2 separate regions of the Homo sapiens genome follow, and region 1 is linked to region 2. Evidence: chromatin contacts called from ENCODE Hi-C or POLR2A ChIA-PET data. All regions are on one chromosome and are shown on one strand. Each heading gives the region's core, a stretch centred on a gene start or an enhancer-like site at or near the end of the contact. The rest is flanking DNA. Distances are from core to core; before and after follow the strand shown. Region 1 holds the start of PCBP1 (poly(rC) binding protein 1). Region 2 holds the start of XPO1 (exportin 1).

Region 1 (4,749 bases), core at 72-2,571, 8.5 Mb before region 2:
CCTTCTCAGAGGAAAGCCTGGCATTGATTAGATACTGGGCCAGACTAATACTGGCAGCAGAGCCAGTGATAGTAACCTGCCTACCAGAGGAGCCTTCCACTGGGTTGGCAATTTTGATCTGGGCCCCGGACATCTGGCGGATCTCATTAATGTTGGCGCCTTGGCGCCCGATTATGCAGCCAATTAAGTTATTTGGAATGGTGAGTTCATGGGTGGTTTGAGTAGATGCATCCAAACTTGCCCAATAGCCTTTCACCTCTGGAGAGCTGGAGTCAATTCCGGCGAATCCGGTCCCGCCGTGCATCATGGCAAAGTGAGACTGTTGTCTTGCCACCTGGTTCAGCTTGGCCAGATCGAGCGGAGAAATGGTGTGTTGTCCTTGAATCGAGTAGGCATCTAGAGGTGGTCCCTCCAGGTCATGGGTGGCATGGGGGTAGCCCGCAGCGTCGCTGCACCGATCTTGGCCGCCCGCGCAGATGACTGGGGAGCTGGCCGGCATGGGCTGGTACGGAATGGTCATGACTCTCCCTTGCGGAGACTGGGAGAGCGTCTCCAGCATGACCAGGCAAATCTGCTTGACACACTCGGTGACAGACTGCGGCACGCCAGCGATGGTGATGGCCCGCTCGGTGGAGTTGGGCAGCATATCCCCCGCCACCTGGACCTGCGCCCCCGTACTCTCGCGGATCTCTTTGATCTTACACCCGCCTTTCCCAATCAGGGAGCCGCACTGGGTGGCCGGCACCACCAGCCTCAGGGTGACCGGGGGCCTGCTGGCCGCGGTACTGTTGGTCATGGAGCTGTTGATATCTTCCTCCAGCTTGTCGATGATCATAGCGAAAGCCTTAAAGATGGCATTGGTGGGGCCGGTCAGAGTGATGATTCTCTCCGGACAATTCCCCTCCGAGATGTTGATCCGCGCGCCACTCTCCTCGCGGATCCTCTTAACCGACTCCCCTTTCTTCCCAATGATGCTTCCTACTTCCTTTCCGTGCATAAGAAGCCGAATGGTGAGAGTCACATTTAGTCCACTTTCAGTCACACCGGCATCCATGGCGAGCGGCGGGCGGCGTTCGGGGGAGTTGGGCTCGTTACGTGGTCAAGTCTTTGGCGGCTGGCGGGGGGAGGGGAGGTGTAGGCCCAAAACTGCCGGCGCGAGGCGAGCGAGGGCCGCGGGAGCGAGCGGGAGCGGGCGGGAGGCCGCAGCGTAGTCGCAGGGGCGGGCGGCGGCGGCGGAGGGGGCGAGCGGGGCCGGGAGCGGCGGGCGGGCGGGTGGGCGAGGGCGCGGCGGTGGCGACTCCGGCGGCAGCCTCGGCGGTCTGGGCGGGGCGGGAAGCCCGCTTTCAACCCCGCGTACCCTCTGACCCCGGAAGTGCTTGCTGCGCAGGACCCCTTGAAAAAAAATGAGGACCCGTCTTTTTTAGGTCACAAGATTGCGCCAACCCTTACATGGTCCTTAAAAAAAAAACCTTCTGACACTGCAGTAGTGAAAATGAAGCGCACGATGGGCGGAAGCTGTGAGTCCGGCAAAGTTTTAAAATGATGACGTATTTTATTAACTCTAACGGCACTGGCGGGTGACTGAAAATACTAGTGCTGTGTATGCGGGATAGACATTATTTTCCTGCCCTACATGAGGGGCTCGTGCGCGGAACGACATGGGCAGCCCCGGCGGAAACTGCAGGCACAAGCCGGGACGCCGCGGGTTTAAAACATGCGCGTGAGGTGACCAGAGCGCGTGCGCGAGGGTGTGGGGGGATGGGAGGGGCAGCAGCCCTCTTCCGGGGGGGAGGGGCGGCGAGGCGAGGCCTGCGGAGCGGGTGCGCGCGGGCGGGCACGTGGGGCCCTTTCGTCCCCGGCGTCCGGGCGCCCTGCATGGATCCCCCACCCCAGCTCCTGCTCCCCGGCGGCGGCCGGTGGGCAGAAAGACCGAAACCCACTCACGGCCGCCTGCCGAATCGCGGCTCTGCTGTTTGTGGGGCGTGCTAGAAACGTGGTCCTAAAAAGAATGGCGTCCATTTACATAATGCTTTGTTTGCGTTTCGCAAGTTTCTTTCGGTTAAAGCCACAGAAACCCCACCTCCTGCCCTTGTGTCGTTTCCACCGCGGCACCCTTTTCCGACATTAGAAACAATAGTGTACGCCTGTGGAGGCCTCGTTTGTTCAGGGGCTGCCGGCCAGGGCTTCAGGACGTTTCTGCGGCTTTCCCCGCGCGGCCTGGGCTCCCGCGGCTGCTTTTCGGGCCCATGGGCGCAGCCACTGCGCCAGGCTCAAGGGGGGCGGCCCCGTCAGGGCCCGCCATCTTGGAAGGCCTTTTTTGCCGGTTCTTCCCGCTGAGGAAGTGTCGCTCAAGACGCTGGCCTATGAGTTGTGATTTCTGCCTTTTCCCCTTCCTCCTTGGGCTAAGCCAGACCAGAAAGGGCCCCGTGCGCAACGTGCTTCACAATCTCTCAGGGAAAGCGGCTAACGTGGCGCTACTCCGCCTCCCCTGTTCCTTACCCTTGGGGCGGCCGCCATGTTTCCTGAACACAAAATGGCGACACGTGGTTAGCATTCGTCGCCAACGAGAAATTGGGGTCGGCCCGAAAGCTCTAGAATGCACCCCTCTTCCTCCCCGGGGCCTTCCACCTCCGCGAGTTTTATGACTTAAAAAAGCCCACAGGCTGGTCTGAAGGTCGGAGGCCTAATTTTAACGCGTTTTCCTCCCTTTAATTTGAAACGGGAACGCGAATGACTGTAAAATGTGGGCACAATATTTAATCTCTCGCCTTTTTAAAGCTTAATAGTGGATAATAGGGGGGCAGTATCAAGGGATAATTTGGGTCCCCACAGTACCAAAGCATTTAGAAACCTCTGTTTAATTTAAGGAATGAGATAAGTTACTGCTTTTCTAGACTTCCTAGCATGGGCTGTTGTGCTGGAGAGAACGAGAGCTACGAAGAGACTACAGTGCCTCTGACTTTTTCATAGGACAGTTGGCCGGTGAATCTTATTAATAGTTTACCACAATTAAGTGTTCATTTTTAGTCTAGAAGGGACAGGCGTTTATTGTGCATTGGCCAGTGCCAGCACATCCGATGCAAGGCAGTTCACCGTATTCTATCTTTAATTTTTACCATGGTCCTCTGAGGTAGGTGTTCTTATCTCTCTCTCTCTCTCTCTCTTTTAAACAGAGGAAGACAAACATAAAGATGAAGTGCTTAATTCAAGGTCACACAATGTCGGGGATGGACCTCCAGATTTCCTTACTGGTGAGCACATTTTCCAGGTTTTTCTGTAAATCAGGGTTTTGGAATTTAAATACTATTTAAAACGTTTAGGTGAGCTTGTCATTTAAATGAGCCCTTCAGGTAATCTTTTGTTGTGCAGTCAGCCCCTTTTTGTATCAGGCAGCTCCCAGCTTTTCCTGATAAGAGCTACACCTGTAACGGGCGGGCGGGCTGAAATGCTGTCTTATGCAGTGTCTGGTGAGGATAGGGAGGGGGAAGTGATTCAGCCTGCCCAGAGGCTCAGGTGTCTGTCGGTCTGGCCCTGTCTGTGGCACATTTGAGCCTACCTGCCTCTGGGGGAGCAAATGGTTTTTTGTATGACTGACTTGCTTCCGTCAGCTCCCCATGGGCTTGACTCTTGCCTCCCCCACCCCAGCACCCCAACCAGGTAAAAATAAATTCGCTCTGGCACCAAGCCTCCATTTCTCTGCAGAGATTGACAGAGCATGACAGAGTGTTAGGTCAGTCTGTGGACTCTTCAGTTCAATGCAACACGTAGCTAGTGGGCCAAGCAACAAACTGGTGCCTGAGCAGGGCTCTGATTGTGTGTGGATATGAGAGACAAAGAGAAGGGCTTTTTGCCTTTAACTTATGTTACTATCAGATATATTTTCCAAAGTGGTTTCATGTTAGTTTATATAACTCTACGAACATTTAATAGGTACATAACAGCAACGATGACAGTTACAGCACTAGGTGCTTACTGTGTGCTGGGCATTGTTCTAAGCCTTATTTTATGTATTCAGTGTCTCACATTTTTAAAAAAACCACTAAGAAACAAATTTTACATTATGATTTAAGACATTTATGCACACATATGTAACAAAATTTTTGCAAAACAATATTTGTTACTACATGCAGTATATGTACTTGGGTAATTTCTATTCTTTATATATAAAAAGGACACATTATAAAGTGATTAAAAACCCATTAATAAGTTGTGACCGCTTATACACATTTAATCCTCACAAAACCTCCTGAAATGGGTGGTGATATTAGGTCAGTTTTACAGAGGTACAGATTAGTGAAGGAATTTATCCAAGGTCACACAGCTATTAAGTGGTAAAGCAAGGATTTGAATTTAGGCAATCTGAGTCCAGAGACTCCATTCTTAACCACTAAACTGGATGTGGTCTCTGCAGAGAGTCCTGTCTCATAGGGAGACAGAATAGATGAGGGAATTAAAAATATTACCAAGTGTTAGAAACTCAGGTGACAACAAAAGGACTAAATTGCATATAATCAAGGAATGTTCAAACAAAGCCTTCTTCTGGTCTTTTAAATCTAACTTATTTCTTTTCTCTAGAGAAAATTTTATCTGTCAGGTCTTTCTTTCCAAGACTACCTACTGAAATATTTCCATAATTTCCTGTTATGTACTCCTGGGACTTAGTGCACCTCCTCAGTGAAGCCTTCCCTTTCCCAGCTTCCCCAGCTCTTAGCCTCCCTCCTTCCCCGAGAGTCTTAACAGTTTCTCCCT
Region 2 (4,767 bases), core at 120-2,619:
AAAATAATTCTGGTACATCTAAACATTGAGTTGTTGCGTTTTTCTTTATTGGAGGGGGAGTTAGAATAAGTGGTGCTTTGAGGTTAGCCATAGTCCATCGTGGATGAACATTTGCTAAAGAAAATTGTTATTAATTCAATAAATCATTTATCTACCTCTTGGTGGCACAAAGGGCCTAGTAAATTTTGGTGGGCTATTTGCTCTTAAGCAAAGAACAATCTGTAAAGCTGATTTGGAGGACGCTTGGGAACAAACGAGAGGCAACCACGTGAAAGGCAACGTGCATGTGACTTTCACAGAAAATACTATTTGATGATGATTTAGTACGTGAAGTGCAGCTAGGGTAAAAGGAAAATCTGAGTGTTGCAGATCAAGGGCACCAGGTGGGACGCAGTTGGCATGCAAGCTCAGCCAGCCAAAACATGCGCTGTCAAACCAATCACTTGGGATTACAATGTTTTGGTTTTCAGGAAAGGTTGCTTGTTGAAGCAGCCAAATTCCAGCCTGGAGAGACAGAGTTGAAATTTTAAGGAGACTTTCCCAAGAAGTATTTCGATATCTTTTCCGACACCCTGAGAAGATCACGAGGCGCCAAGAATGCACGCCCTGCGCCTCACCCCAACCCCTCTCTCAGCTACCTGGCCCCAAAACCAGGCCTCTAAAATGGATTAGAGAGGTCTGGGGCCTAAAATTGGCCTCGGAAGCGTTCTTTTTCCCTCTTTTCTCCACCCCTTCCAGAGTTCAAAACTGGGTGTGCCCTCCCTTTTCCGAACGCAGCCCCCATCCGAAGGGCGGATCCTGATTCCCGCGGGCTCAGGCCCCCGCAGGTTGGCGGGAGCCGGTGGGGGCGGGCCGGCCGAGTCCGGGGGAAGCAAAGAGAACGCTGCCGCGCGCCCCGATCAAACTCGCGCCGCCACCAGCTCACGAGCTGCGCCCCACCCTCTCCGTCACCGAAGAGGCCCAGCCAATGAGCGGGCGAGAAAGGCCGGGCCTGCGAACTAGGCACCGGGAGGGAGAGGGCCGCAGGGGGAAGGGAAGTCGAGAGCTCGAGGGCGGGCTGCTCTTGATTGACAGCTCGTTCGAACGAATCCTCCACGCGGCTTTCCTTCGCTCTCTTTTCTACTCATCCCTGCTCTTCGTCCCACCTCCTCCTCCTCCACCCCTCTCCTCTTGCCTTTCGACCCTCCCCACTTCCCCTCCCCCACTCTGCGGGCAAATCGCTGCTGAAAAGAGGTAGGGGCCGAAGCGGCGGGCTCGTGTGGAGCCGTGAGGCGGGATTGACTGGCGCTCGGGCCAATGAGAGATAGGCTCATGGCGCGGCTGTAGCTGGAACTGACCAATAGGAGGGCGGGCTGGGGGCGGAGGCCCAGGTTCCAAACGCTCCGCGGCGCCATGGGCTGAAAACTCAACCGAGATGGAATCTCCCAGTCTGAACCGGTTTCAACCGGTTCCGAGTTTGAGGCACTAGGAGGAGGGGGAGAAGCGGCTGCAGCGGCCGCGGCAGGAGCAGCGGGAGCTACAGCATCAGCAAGAGCAACAGTAGCTACAGCCCCGGCGGCGGTGCCTGTTCCAGTCTTTGCTGCTGCAGTCCGTGCAACCACCCAGAGGGGGAGGGGGGAACCACCAGTCGCTGAGGAACAAGAGAAGGGGGGAAAGTTTAGGCGAGCCTTGGGGGGGGGGGGGCCAGCGCCGGAGCCGCGTGAGAGAGGGAGCCGTGTTTTGGTAGGGGGGAGTCGGACTGCAACTGGCAGCAGAGCGTCTCCCCGGCCGTGTGGACTCTACACCCCCTACTCCTGCCGCTTCTGCTGCTGCCTGTGGCTGGAGGGTCCCCCTGGGGCTGAATCTTTGGGACTTGACCCCGTTCCCTCCCCCTTCCCTCACTCCCCAGCCGGGCGGGAGCATTTATTCCCCAGATTAATTCCCCTTTTGGGGGGGGGCGGGTGTGTGTGTGTGTGTGTGTGTGTGTGTGTGTTGGGGGAAGCGTCCCTGAAATAGTAAATATTATTGAGCTCTTTTTGCCCTTTTCCTGTCCGTTTTTTTAATTTCCTTTTTTGAGGTGGGAAAACTGAAACCCACCTTGATTCGTCCCCTCTCCCCCCTCCCCACCTTCCCTCGCCCTAATCCCCCAACGAGGAAGGAAGGAGCAGTTGGTTCAATCTCTGGGTAAGTCGACTGTGTCTTCGGGGCCGAGGGTCGGGCGGCGGCGCGGCCGGGCGGGCGGGAGGAGGCCGGCGTGGGGCGCGGCGGCGGCGGCCGCGGGAAGCGAGCCCGGGAGGCGGCGGGCGGGCCGGGGGCGCGGCGGGCCCACAGCGGAGCCTGCGATTGAATGGAGCCGCTTTTGCCGCTGGGGGATGGAGGCGGGGAGGCGGCCTCGGGAGGGGAGCGCTTGCTGGGTCATTCGCGTGTGCGGGTGGCGGTGGAGGAAGGCGAGGAGTGTGATAGTGAAGCGGGGCCCCGCGCGGGGTGGGAGGGGTTCCCCAGCCCCTGGGGCTGGGGAGAAGTTGGGGTGATTTCAGGAACATCTCTGTAAATTATTAGGAGTGGAAGTTTCCAGAAATATTTAGTGCAGCAGCATTGAAACGTCCGCCTGCATCACGTGGCCCCCTCGGTGGAGAGCTTGGGATGGGGGAGGGAGGGGCTGCCGACTCCCTGTTCCTCCAGCAAGGAAACTCGAAAGCTCTCCGGTTTTGCAGAGTGGCATGTGAAGTAGGAAAGATCAGTTTTTCAGGGGCCTGCACATGGGATTCCGTCTTGTAGTTCCTTTTCAGGGGTTTGAATGTGATAAGTTGGTTAAACCATTTACTGTTGGCCTTGTACAGTGGAGGATGCCCTGATTCTCCTTCATTCCGATGTCTGTGAGTTTGGGTTGGGTGGGAGGAAGTGGTGTAGTAGAGGAAGCATTCAGTACTGGCTCAGCCCGGACCTCCTCTGATCACGCCGAGGCCATGCTGCATAGAGAAAGGGGCGGTGAACTTAAGGCGCCTGGTCTAAATGCCTCCTCCGAGTAAGGGCGGGGTGAGTGCGTGCTCCTGTGTGCTATAGTTAGAAGGGCTGCAAATCGGTTCGGGTGGGAAGCGAGGGGAGGGCGGGCCCTAATGAGGTGTGTTTTTCCTGAATGAAGCGGGCGATTGCCCACACAACCTAAGGAGCAGTCTTTCGCCTTGTAGCGACTTGTTTTTCACCTAGTGTGAAGTTATTAAGCAACGGTTATGATTTTCTGGGTTTTGTTTAGGAATTGGCATTGGGTGTCACTTGTAGAGTCACATTATCCATTAAGCTGGATAATCCCTAGTGTATGTTATCCAGTGAGTGGATTTTAGGATTGAAGAGCCCAATGGGAATGAGCGTTCGTGGTTACACCTCTCGCACTATGGCTTGTTTGCTGTCTGATTGTATATCTTAAGTGTGGGACACTGCTGTTAGTGGAAAGAATGTTTTGGAAGCGGTTTGATTTGGGGGACTAAATGTGCTTGGCATTGACCACAAAGCCGCCATTTCTGTACTATGTACAGTTCAGGAATAGGTAGGTGATTTCGAAGATAGCCGCTAGTTCTAAGGATGGCAAACTACTGTATTTAAATCCTTCTATTCTAAATCTCGTTTTTCACATCAGTCTAGTTCGGAGAATTTTATAAGAACAGTGTATTTGAAAATGAAACTTGTAAGAGTCATTTTCTTAATCCTTTTTTGTTTTAGCATTCAACTATGGTAGTAAATAGGTGAAAAGTTTGTTCAATATTTAACCGAAATATTTGAAAACTTTTGATACATGGATCTTGGTGCTTTGTGGACATTGCTTTTAAGCCTCAAATAATTAAGATTGTTCTGATCTTTTAAATTTTATGGTACTTGAAGGTGGAGGAGAGTTTACACATTCATTTGTGGAATATATATTTCCTCTCAGTATTTAGATCTTAAGGTTTTTTTGTGGTGTGTAACAAGTATTCTGCTGTTTAAAAACGTTTGTTTAATGCCTACTACGAAACGTTTTGAAGTCTCATCAGTTTTGTCAATAATGGACCAATTCTTGAACTCCTAATTTCTTGAGTTTTACATTATTTTTACATCATATCAATCATAGGTGACTCATCTTTTGGAGTTCTAATCTGTTGTAACAGACGTTATATTTAAATAAGACAATTGCATTAAAATAGAATTTGCTGCCATTATTGTTATGGACATTTTTAAGCTGTTATAAAATAGCCAGGAATTAATGACTTTTTTTCCGCCCTGCCAAGCTAGTTTGTCTAAATATAATGTAAAGAAATTAGCTACTCATTTTCTGGTCCACGAAAGTTCCTAAAATGGGAAGAAGTGGAGATCTGACCTTGTTAGTTCTAAATACACTAAACTGGGAGTGCCATGGATGGCTTTCAGGATGTCCTGAATCCTCTATAATTGTATACAAAATCGTGAGTTTTTAAAAACTGGGTTAGAGCTATTGGTTCCTCAGAGTCTCAGGCATCTTAGACCCCCAAAAAGGTTAAGGACTACTGACTTAACCAATTAGGTTTGAGTGGCATTGGCTTTGAAGAAAAGCAGAGGAAAGATATATTTTATAATTCTGGGCAACAAAAAAGTGGATGTGTGCCAGCATCTTAGAGTAGAATCCTCTTAAAAGGATAGCACTGCATATGAACTAGTAGGTTTTAACCAGTGCATATTTAGGCGAAGTAGCTCATTTTTCTGTTAGAATTCTTTTTTATTTGGGAATGGGCAAGCTTTTACAGCTTTTACCTTGCCAATGAATACCTGGAATTTAAAAAA

What was found. Hi-C counts contacts between places; a loop is a spot of excess contacts on that map. ChIA-PET counts read pairs that join two places held with the same protein, here RNA polymerase II (POLR2A). Pooled maps may share reads with other maps.
Region 1: a pooled map shows a loop between it and region 2 (7-fold over the local background). The contact joins the promoter of PCBP1 here to the promoter of XPO1 in region 2. A Hi-C loop is called at or near these places in 3 of 50 pooled maps. POLR2A ChIA-PET finds 5 or more read pairs at or near these places in 2 of 52 experiments (GM10248 and GM12878).

Annotation. Positions count from the first base shown.
Region 1 is chr2:70,084,049-70,088,797 of GRCh38, reverse strand. It overlaps PCBP1 (poly(rC) binding protein 1), which reads right to left and starts at 1,321. Exons shown (of 1, transcript NM_006196.4): 1 at 1-1,321. The coding sequence starts at 1,054. It overlaps PCBP1-AS1 (PCBP1 antisense RNA 1), which reads left to right and starts at 1,783. Exons shown (of 11, transcript NR_033872.1): 1 at 1,783-1,820; 2 at 3,174-3,251. It also overlaps a transcript of ASPRV1 not described here. RefSeq lists enhancers at 17-183, 255-899, 2,105-2,314, 2,355-2,444, 2,585-2,724 and silencers at 1,235-1,294, 1,745-1,894.
Region 2 is chr2:61,534,958-61,539,724 of GRCh38, reverse strand. XPO1 (exportin 1) reads left to right here and starts at 1,369. Exons shown (of 25, transcript NM_003400.4): 1 at 1,369-2,163. RefSeq lists enhancers at 27-816, 1,385-1,644, 2,739-2,798, 3,519-3,578 and a silencer at 755-894.